Linked DNA regions of Homo sapiens: region 1 is linked to region 2. The links are chromatin loops, found by intact Hi-C in ENCODE. Cell type or tissue: psoas muscle. All regions are shown on one strand. Each heading gives the region's core, and the rest is flanking DNA. Links, peaks and the distances in the headings are about the cores only. Region 1 has its middle 25 kb from the start of FGF6. Region 2 overlaps CCND2 (cyclin D2).

Region 1 (5,376 bases), core at 273-5,272, 110 kb after region 2:
TGTATTTCAAGATCTAAATGCTCAGGCACAGCCACATTAAGACAATGGAGGATTCAGATGCTCATAGTTAGTTGTAATGAATACATTTGGATTTAAGAATGGCAAGAAAGTGTTCCACTAAAAATTATGTGCCGTTTTTGACATTTGAGATAGGATTAGGTATGTCTGTGTAAATGCATATAGTGAGAGAATCACTGCGATTGTGAGAGCTACAAATGTACTGATAACTGACGGGTTATCATGCTAGGGTTTTTCAAAGTGGTGCACTGTGCTTGAAAGGTTTCACACAAAATACAGACTTCCCTAGATTTATACCCTCGTTGGGAAACTTTGCGTTTTAAAGCGACAGAGAAAAACATTCTCTGCTTTATGTAAAGCAGTTTGATTCTAGGCTCAGATTTATAAACAGGTGTTCTACCTACATGACATTCTGAAAGCTGAGCAATTGCAGGACAATTCTTCATGATGGAGACTGTCCTCTGTGTTGCAGATGCCTCTCATCTGTGGCTTCTGTTCACTGATGCTAGCAGCATCCCCAGTCACTGTGATAACCAAACACCCTCCCGAACTGCCGAAGTGCTCCATCGAGATCCACCGATGCAACAGGGCTGAAAGTGCCTAGTCCTTACAGAGATGTTCCTTTCATTTCATTTCCTTTCTTTTCCTTTCCTTTCCTTTCCCTTTTCTTCCCTTTTCCTTTTTTCCTTTCATCTTTCCATATGATTCTAAGAAGTGGGATCCAGGAAAGGCAGAAAATAACTCTGTCTTCCTGTGTGGAGTGGCTCAGGAAAAACCAGATGAGTCGACTATGAGGGAACACTAGGGCAAAGGCCCTAAAGATCTTACTAGGAATCCATTTTCTAAAATCATTATATTAAAAAGATAGAGGCACTCATATGTTTATCGTAACAGTATTCACAATAGCACAAAGATATGAAATCAACCTAAATGTACATCAGTGGATGACTGGATAAAGAAAATGTGGTACATGTGCACGATGGAATACTATACAGCCATAAAAAGAATGAAATCATGTCCTTTGCAGCAACATGGATGGAACTAGAGGCCGTTGCTTAAGTGAAACAACTCAGAAAGTCAAATACCACATGTTCTCACTTTTAAGTGAGAGTTAAATAATGTGTACACATGGACATAGAGTGTGGACTGATAGAAATTGGAGACTTGGAAGGGGGACAGTGAGAGGTGGTTGGGCGATGAGAAATTACTTAATGAGTACAATGTACATTATTTGCATTATGGATACATTAAAAGCCCAGACTTTGCTACTAAGCAATATATCCATTTAACAAAATCGTGCTTGTACCCCTTAAATTTAATCTCCTAAGAATCCATGAACAGTAGGGATTCTCATAAGAATCCATTTTCTTTCTTTTTCTTTGAGACAAGGTCTCACTCTGTCACCCAGGCTAGAGTGCAGTGGTGCAATCACAGCTCACTGCAGCCTTGAACTCCCGGGCTCAGCCTCCCAAGTAGCTGGGCTACAGGCATGTGCCGCCACACCCGGCTAATTTTTCCACTTTTTGCAGAGACGAGGGTTCACCACATTGCCCAGCCTGGTCTCGAACTTTCGGGCTCAAGCAATCAGCCTGCCTTAGCCTTCCAAAGTGTTGCGATTACAGGTGTGAGCCATGGCGCCAAGCCAAGAATCCATTTTCATTCAGACTTCTGTAAGTGATTTACACTTCACACAACTCTTTCCAGCGTATCATCTCATTTGAATCTACACACTGATTCTGCTTGGTAGGCAGGGCTGGAATATAAGCTGCACTTAAGAGATGAAGACATAGAGGCAGAACGAGCTTAAGTGATTTATTTATCCAAGGTTATTCTCTATCTCATCCCTGTGTATATTTCCTTGCCAGCCCTCCCATGACATGCAGTAATGCTGTACTGTTGCCTGGGAAACTCATGGATGTGTCTACTCTCTGTTAGGATGAAAGCTCCCAGCAGACAACAGTCCGCTTTCTCTCTAGTTCACTGTTGTTCACAGGCACCAGCATAGTTGTTTAAAGCTAGTAGGTTTAAAATAAATATTTATTTCATAAATGAATTAGCAGCCTCCTTGCTTCCAATCCTTTATCCTCTTCATAGAATTCTCCTCTTCAAATAGTCGAATCACCTCATGCCACGTCATTGCAAAAATCTACTGTGGTTCACTGCTGTGTAGAAGATAATTTTAAGCTGCTTAGCTTGGCATTCAGGCTCTGTCTTCAACTTCCATTCCGCTCTGCACCCATAAATGCCATCCATACTCCAAAACAGCCTGCATCACTTGCCATTAGCAGCTAACATTGATTGAACACTTACTGTAGGCCAAGCACTGCCAAGCACTTTGCGTGTATTATTCTATTTAATCTTCACAAGGACTCTGTGAAATAGGCACTATTGTCTCCATTTTAATGAAAAGGGAAACTGAAGCTTAAATAACTTACCTAAGATCATGCAGCTCTTGAGTGGCACACCTGGGACTTGAACCCCCACCTTTCTGCCCCCAAGTGTGTGCACTAAGTCCCACGTTAGGTTGAACTTACTTTGCCTTTACACCTTGGCTGGGGCCCGTGCTTGGGTTCTTTGCTCGGGCTGGGATAACCCTTTTCTTCTCCATGTGCCTGCCTCCTTGCTGTCCCTGCCTCAGTGGCCTTTCATCCATGAGCCTTCCCATCCTACCTACTCTGGTGAGCCACTTTTTCCTCTGCAATACAATGCATTCTGATATAAAGCAGTATTAGCTGGGCAGGAGACTGTCCTCCACAAGGGTCTGTGAGCTCTTTTTAGGCAAATACTATAATTCATTCTTTATTTTTTAAAATTACTTTATTTTTAAATTGAATAATTGTACATATTCAAGAATAATTGTACATGTTCATGGAGATACATGGTGATGTTTCAATACATATAATAGTGAATAAATGAGAGTAATTAGCATATTCATCATCTAAATTTCTATCATCTGTTTGTGTTAGGAACATTTAACATCCTGCTACCTATTTGAAACTACATAATACGTTGCTGTTAACTATAGTCATCCTACAGTGATGTAGGATACTAGAACTGATTCCTCCTACCTGATGGGATTTTGTATCCTTTAACAAACCTCTCCCTATCCCTCTCCTCTAAAATCAGCATCCCAGTCCCAACTTACAACTGGTGTTCAGTGACTCTTTCTTAGACAACTCAGGATGAAGTTTAGTGATGACATTATTATTAAGGAAATAGCCACAAGGGGGCAGTACTAACGGGTCTGAGAATGGATTACCCTCCCTGTTCCACCTGGGAGAGGGATGTTCTGCTCCAAAGACCCTTCCAACTCACACGATGGCCCTGAGGGGCAGATGAACCAAGGTCTAATATAATGAAGTGTGCACAACCAAAAGGTAAACAGCAATGGGAAGCGTGGGAGGAAAATTGGAAGAAAGTTAGAAAAAAACACAGTTTTTTGGAAGCTCTTGAAAACTTTTGGAGTTTTAAAAATGTTCGGATAATATAGGGAATATAGTTTTTTTTTCTTGCAGAGTGTTATTTGGTTTTCTTCATACAACATTTACAACTTTAGTTCCCTAAACATAATTTTGTTAGCAAACTAAGAAACACATAACACATTCCGTGTTATTGAAGAAAACTCACATTTACGTCCATAAAGAGGGCTAAAAATAATTAATGCTATTTTCTACTGTGCTTCCTCAAATTTTCTATTTTTCTTTCTCCACCTTCCTCCTAATTGTTGTTTATGGAGATTACAAGTTATATTTTCACTCATTGTTATTGCTGTTTTGCCTGTTTTTTTTTCCTAGTTAAAAAGGAGTGGAAAATCATAAAAATTTTGAGATATGTTATTTTCTAGCCCTAATGGAACCTGCAGCTAATTCTGGCAAAAGATGGAGCAGGGCTGGGTGGAGAAGGATGGAGAAGGGACACAGAATATTGACGGGCCTTACGGGCCTATGCTTAAAAATTCATGGGATTCATGGGATTCAAGGCCAGGCATAGTGACTCACACCTGCAATCCCAGCACTTTGGGAGGCCTAAGTGGGCAGATTGCTTGAGCCCAAGAGTTCAAGACCAGCCTGACTAATGTGGCGAAACCCTGTCTCTACTAAAAATACAAAAATTAGCCAGGCTTGGTGGTGGGTGCCTGTAATCCCAGCTATTCTGGAGGCTAAGGCAGGAGAATCGTTTAAACCCAGGAAGTGGAGGTTGCAGTGAGCCGAGATCGCACCACTGCACTCCAGCCTGAGTAGCAGAGTGAGACTCTATCTCAAAAAAATAAATAAATAAGAAAAATTCATGGATTCATCCATATCGAGGGTTGGAAAATAAAAGGATTCTGAGAAGTCTTTCTGAGGGAAAGACTTTTCAGGGGACCTTTTAGGAAGGCCTGGAATAGCTTCACGAGTGAAGAGAGACTTCAGTAAGACCCCATGGAAGGCTTGACATGTGTCTCTGAAGCTGAGGGGCACCGTGGACCACTGTGTGATGCCTACCTGGAAAATTCCAAGGCAGGAGAGAGTGTGTTTCCGGCTGCTGCAGTGCTAAGAGTGAAGGGCAGGCTGCCTCTGCCCTGGGCTTGGGCTTCATTCCCAGAGTTTGCAGGGGCTCGGATTTTCTGCATGTTTCCCAGAGACCAGGCGTGAGCCACACATGAGAGCATCCCTAGCTGCCACCCACCGCCTACTGCACAGCATCCCCAGCCACCACCCCCAACCTAACCCTCAGCCTCCCCAGCCGCCACCCACCACCCAACCCTCAGCCTCCACAGCCGCCGCCCACCACCCACTGCACAGCGTCCCCGGCCACCACCCACCATTCACTGCATAGCATCCCTAGCTGCTGTCCACTACCCACACCCCATCCCCAGTTGTGACAACCAAAAGTGTCTTCAGGCGTTGCCAAATGTCCTGTAGATGTCAAAATTACCCCCAGTTGAGAATAGCTGCATTTAAGGCAACTGCATATCACACCCAAAAGAATAGGCCCCCCAGCTAGGGCTACTTTTGATGATAGCGACCACTTGGGTGCCTGGTAAATGCACCAGCTGCTGACTTCTGTCTTGGCACAGAAAGTTAGAATGACACCCTGTGTGAGGGCAGCCTTCCCCAGATGGCAGCAAGGCACCGGTTTGGACTGAATGTGTGCTCCCCAAGTTCATATGTGAAAGCTCTGACCCCTACTGTGGCTGGATTGAGAGATAGGGTCTGTAAGGAAGTACATGAGGTTGTAAGGGTGGGGCCGTAATCTAGTAGGACTATGGCCTTATAGGAAGAGAAAGACACCTGGGTGTGCCGGGTCTGTGCTTATGCCCAGAGGAAAGGCTGATTAAGGATGTGGTGAGAAGGTGGCCTTCTACAAGCCAGGAAG
Region 2 (5,376 bases), core at 318-5,317:
CTCAGTTATGTAGTTTCTTGTCTTGGACTTTTTTTTTTCTTTTCTTTTTCTTTTTTTTTTTGCTTTAAAACAAGTGTGATGCCATATCAAGTCCATGTTATTCTCTCACAGTGTACTCTATAAGAGGTGTGGGTGTCTGTTTGGTCAGGATGTTAGAAAGTGCTGATAAGTAGCATGATCAGTGTATGCGAAAAGGTTTTTAGGAAGTATGGCAAAAATGTTGTATTGGCTATGATGGTGACATGATATAGTCAGCTGCCTTTTAAGAGGTCTTATCTGTTCAGTGTTAAGTGATTTAAAAAAATAATAACCTGTTTTCTGACTAGTTTAAAGATGGATTTGAAAATGGTTTTGAATGCAATTAGGTTATGCTATTTGGACAATAAACTCACCTTGACCTAAATTATCTGGCCGTTTTTGACTTATTTATAAACCAGCAGTCCTCAGAATGGAATACACTTGTCTCATGTCAGAACTGTTTCATGCCGCTGCAACATTTGGCAGTGGCATAAAAGACACATTCTAACCTGGAATGGAATCTACATGTGCCTCTGTGTTATGGCGGTACAAGTCATTGTTGACATTGCTAGGGGACGAGGGGTGCCTATGCAGCCAGCTTATAAGCTAGAAGCCTCAGTCCACCTTCAGAAGGTGGGTACATCACAGACACTATGACTGGTCCTCAGAGGATCGTCCCTGATTGTTGCCAGCTACTCATTCTGGGCTGTGAGGAAGCATCTCCTGGCATGAGAGGTACCAGAAGCCTGCGGTGCCATCTCCAGAGTCTAGGGAGTCTCTGGGAACCCTGCCCCTGCAGCTTTCCTGGCTCCTGCCTGCTGTTCTTCGTGGCTCCCACCTGATTTCTGATCCTTCCTGCACCCCTCTTCTGAGACACAGGCCACAACTACCTTTGCTGGAGTCTGGAGAAGCAGAGCCTGGGAATGGGATGTGACAGTCTCCGTACTGCTGAAATGAATTGCCAGGCCCTAGGCCCAGCTGCTCTTGGACCTTAGCTCAGACCAGCTTCTTTCCCGAGAGTGATGGGTGTGCAGAAGACAAGGGCCTAATGAACACTTTTTTGTGTGTTTTGTTTAGAAACAGGGTCTTGCTGTGTCCCCCAGGTTGGAGTGCAGTGGCACAATCCCAGCTTGCTGCAGCCTCACACTCCTGGGCTCAAGCAATCCTCCTGCCTCAGCCTCCCAAGTAGCTGGGATTACAGGCGCCCACCACCACGCCCAGTTAATTTTTTTATTTTTTGTACAGATTTTTTGTATAGCTTTGTTGCACAAGCTATAACAGACATTTTGATGTTACTGTAAAATTAATTTTTTCCAAAGTTCCTTGTCTGGAAGTCATCGAAGGCTGTTTTCCATTTTAATTCTGACCTGAGTTGTAAACAAGATTTAAAACTGGCCGTTGGGGAAGTCCAGATTAAGATATTCCAGGCTGATCTCAAGTAACTTCACTTAATAGGACTTTTAAGCTTACAAGGACCCTAGAAATTCCCCTTTGTTCCCATTCCCCTTGACATCCGCCATTCTTAGCGACAAATGGGGGTAACTTTTTTCTTGGGTTTCTGCCTAGTGAAGTCTGCTGGCCTCCTGGGAGTTTCAAGGGCCTCTGGTTGCCATTCTTAACCATCCTTGGAATTCTCTTTGGCATGACATAATGTCCAACTGGGTTCCTCTCCCTCCCTTTCCCTATCTTTTTGCTCTGTAGGATCAATGCTATATCTGTTTATAGCATGACAACTCCACTCCCTCTCTCAAATGCCACCCAGCAACACTGCTGGGCTTCCCCCATTCTGAACAATGGATGTTTTAAGGGCGGGAAGAGCAGATGAAGCACACAGCCGAGCAGTGAGAAATCTGACTGTCCCATCTACGCTCTTTCAGACCCAGATCATCTTATAACTGGAAAATCTCAAACTTGGAAGTGCCTTTCCTGAAAGTGGCCATTAAAAATGCAATGAAGACCTGGAAATCCCCGATCTTTTGTGCGTGTTCAAGGGAGTGCTTTTGTATCTCTAATGACTTTCTAAGATTTGGAGCTTTTATTTAGTATGCAGAGGTATCCCCAAAATTCACCTTCCCAGTTGGCTTAGCAGTAATACTGTCAAAATACTGACACGAAGCAAGTACTCAAAAGCTGAATATTACACCAGATTACTTCCCTGCTCTCCTGGCAATTACAGCAACAGCAAAAATGCTGTGGACAGAGTAGGGAGATTCAGAGTATCAAGGTAAGCCTAGTACTCACAGCCGATGTGTTATGTGGGGCCTGTACTGAGCCTTTAAGGAAAAGCACAGAAAAAAACAGGACACACAGGCCTATGAAATAGCAGAGAGAAACAACAGCAAATGCAAATGAGTCTGGGGGGAAATCGATGCTAAGGTGTGGGAGGGGGCCCTTGCAGAGGAACAGGTTTCCTCAAGCAAGTGAGTTTTAGGAAAACACTTTTGTTAGGAAGATCATGTGGGTCAGCATAGTTTGGAAACGGAAACAGAGTGTGACCTTTTCCAAAAATAAAAGGGATGGGAAGTAATTTTTTTTTAAATGAAGGGAAAATATTCCACACAATTTAATAGATTTTAAACAATATAAACACAGATGTTAGGCTTGTGAAACAGGATAAGCACAGCCACAAACATTGATTTGGGATTACCACCCACCTAATTTCTCATGAGGCTTAAAGAAAGAAGGCTGGACGCTTCAATATGACTGGTGGCTTTCCTTGTCTTTGGGCTCTGGGGGCCTCCCCGTGCTGGAGGGGCGGATTCCATCCGCTCGGACCACAGGCTCAGTCAAACAGAACTGGGCGGCCTGAGAAAGCAAGACCAGCGCCCCTGCCTCTGTCTCATTGTCCCCCTGAAGCTTTGAGTTTATGCTTCAAGCTTTGAGTTTACTCATTATTATGGTTTCTTTCATGCTGATTCGCTCGGAGGACCCTGGCCCTTCTGCTGCGCTCACCGCCGCCGCTCTGGTAAATGACTGTCCGCATGGTTTCAACATGCAGTTCTTCCTGCGAAGTCCACTAGGTGGTACTAATGCCACGGACAGGATCACTCACAAGGAAACCCAGAGCCAGCCGGGTGTAGGTTGCCTCTGCCCTGCACGGAAGGGAACACCTCCCTCCAGCAGACAGCACTGGAGCAGCACCCCCGCCTCCGCCATCTCCCCAGGGCAGCCTGGGGAAGGAACGTCAGGCCTTTCCCGTCCACACCTGGCGCAGTTCCCTCACCTGCTTCTCTCACTACCGCCACATCGTGACTCCATCTGGGGTGGCTGGTGCTGGTTCATCACCTTCCCTGACTCTTCAGTGACTAATCCAGAGATGGCACACTGGCAGCTTACAGACCAAATCCAGCCTGCAGACATAATTAGCTTGACTCCCACAGTGATTGAAACTGTCTTGGATTTACTTGCCAATACAAGATGAGAGCTTTCACATAAAAGTCAGGATTGTAACGACTCTTGGGAGATTTAAGTCCTGGCAACCACAGGCCCGCGAGGCCGCGAGGGCTGCAGCTGAGTGTGACTGGCCCCTTTCTCTACCCTCTGCCCACCCCACAACCGACTGAACCCGCTGCTCTCTTTTACGGCGCCTGCCAGTCGGCTTAGGGCTTACAGCTCTGCAGCCTAACCTGTGTCTGTTTTACCTCCCTGGCCAGGAAGGAGGGCCCAGTAAGTCCCAAGTGGAGTCATCCTCCTCCAACCCTCTCCACCACAAACAGACCTGGAATACTTCTTTCAGTTTGTGGACCATAACCTCTCCTTCTCAGACGAAGAAAGACCGTACTGCCTCAGTAAGCATTAAGATCTCTTTATGTCTTTATGAGTTTTTAGTTATCAGATTACCCCGGGGCTGGGCCAGATTTTTGAAATTCCTTTGAGATCCCAACATTCAGCCCCACGCCCAGGTCTGCAGGTAGGCCCAAATAAGGTGGGGTGGTAAAGATCTGCTTTTTGTTTTTTGGTTTTCTTTTCTTTTGTTTCTGGAGATAGGGTCTTCCTTTGTCTCTGAGGCTAGAGGGCAGTGGCGTGATCACAACTCACTGCAGCCTCAACTTCCCAGGCTCAAGTGATCCTCCCACCTCAGCCTCCCAAGTAGCTGGGACAACAGGCATGCACCACTACATCTAGATTGTTTTAAAAAATGTGTTATAGAAACAGTGTCTCACTATGTTGCCCTGGCTGCTCTCAAACTTTGGGCCTCAAAAGATCCTTCCCACCTCAGCCTCCCAAAGTGCTGGGTTACAGGTGTGAGCCACTGTGTCCAGACAGCTTTTCCTGCTTTTGTTTGTCTGGAGAGTCATTTTTAGTGCTCCTGGCACCATGGAGATTCCATGAGAAGACAAACCTGTGAGATTTCTATATTTGTTGAAAAAGTGCAAATCTCTGTGGCTATGTTTCGGTCAACCCATTCACTGAAAATCGCTACTCTTCATCATCCCCTTCCCACACAGGGCTCCTGGGCACTGCTCGTTTATTCAACAAATGAGGGCTGGGTACGTGCCTGGTGCTCCGTATGGGACCCCTCATTCAACAAATGTGTCTCAGTACTTGCTTTTCCAGGGATGAGATCTCTGCTCTCCTTGATCTCAAAGGCTAAAGACAGAGACAGATAAAAAGACAACTGCTACTTGGTGGTTGGCCCAGAATACAAGTGCTCTATGCTCTGCTCTGGAATGCCCCCCCGGCCACCCACTCGCTTTGTAACCTTGGGCTCATTACTTAGCCACCCAGCAACTCACAGTAAACTCAGTGACTTAGTTTTTTCATCTGTGAAATGGGGTTTTGTAGTTTTGAAAGAGCTTTCCACAAGCCTCTCCTATAATCCTTTTATAACTCTGGTGAATTTGGTACCTTGTTTTGTAGCTAAGTGAATGGAGGGTCACACGGCTCACTTGGCTTATCACAAAGAGTTAGGCTAGGACTGGATCCCAGATGTGTCTGAATTCAAATATCATGCATCTTCTGCTACACTGGGCTACTTTATTGATCCATATTTTGCTTACTGAGCATTGAGCTGAAAGAGTGAGACTTTTAGCCCAGTGTGGGCAGGAAGGTTGCAGGGGGTGGGGGGGGTTGGATGATGACATCACTTAGTGAAATCATCAGGGGATAGTTTTTTAATGAAGACAAAGTCAATGAAGAAAGTAAAGGGCCTTGTCATCTAAGGAGGAGTTTGTCAGTGAATGTACACCAAGGAAGTAGCCTTTTCTTTCCAGCGTCTTTGCCTTGCCCCTTGGCTGTTCTTCATGCTCATTCCATTCAGGTTATAAATGCGTTGCTCATAAACTCCTGGGAAGGAGCCATGGGTTCTGCTTTCCTCCCAAATCCCCAAACCTATGTCAATTAAAACAAGAATCACAG

What was found. Peaks named below come from ENCODE experiments on the same cell type or tissue, not always from the same donor. Only the 100,000 strongest peaks of a DNase experiment are listed, where the experiment ranks them.
Region 1: a loop joins it to region 2, with 3 times the contacts of the local background. A loop is called at or near these places in 14 of 110 quality-filtered maps.

Annotation. Positions count from the first base shown.
Region 1 is chr12:4,418,440-4,423,815 of GRCh38, forward strand. No RefSeq gene overlaps it. Among named protein-coding and RNA genes, the nearest start is that of FGF6, 25 kb to the right of the region's middle. In psoas muscle, for the core only: a CTCF peak has its summit at 3,240 (motif pointing right); no DNase peak of the experiment used is centred there.
Region 2 is chr12:4,304,951-4,310,326 of GRCh38, forward strand. CCND2 (cyclin D2) reads left to right here. Exons shown (of 5, transcript NM_001759.4): 5 at 1-403. Among named protein-coding and RNA genes, the nearest start is that of TIGAR, 14 kb to the right of the region's middle. In psoas muscle, for the core only: a CTCF peak has its summit at 3,035 (motif pointing right); a DNase peak (open chromatin) is centred at 3,101; H3K4me3 peaks cover 835 bases; H3K27ac peaks cover 764 bases.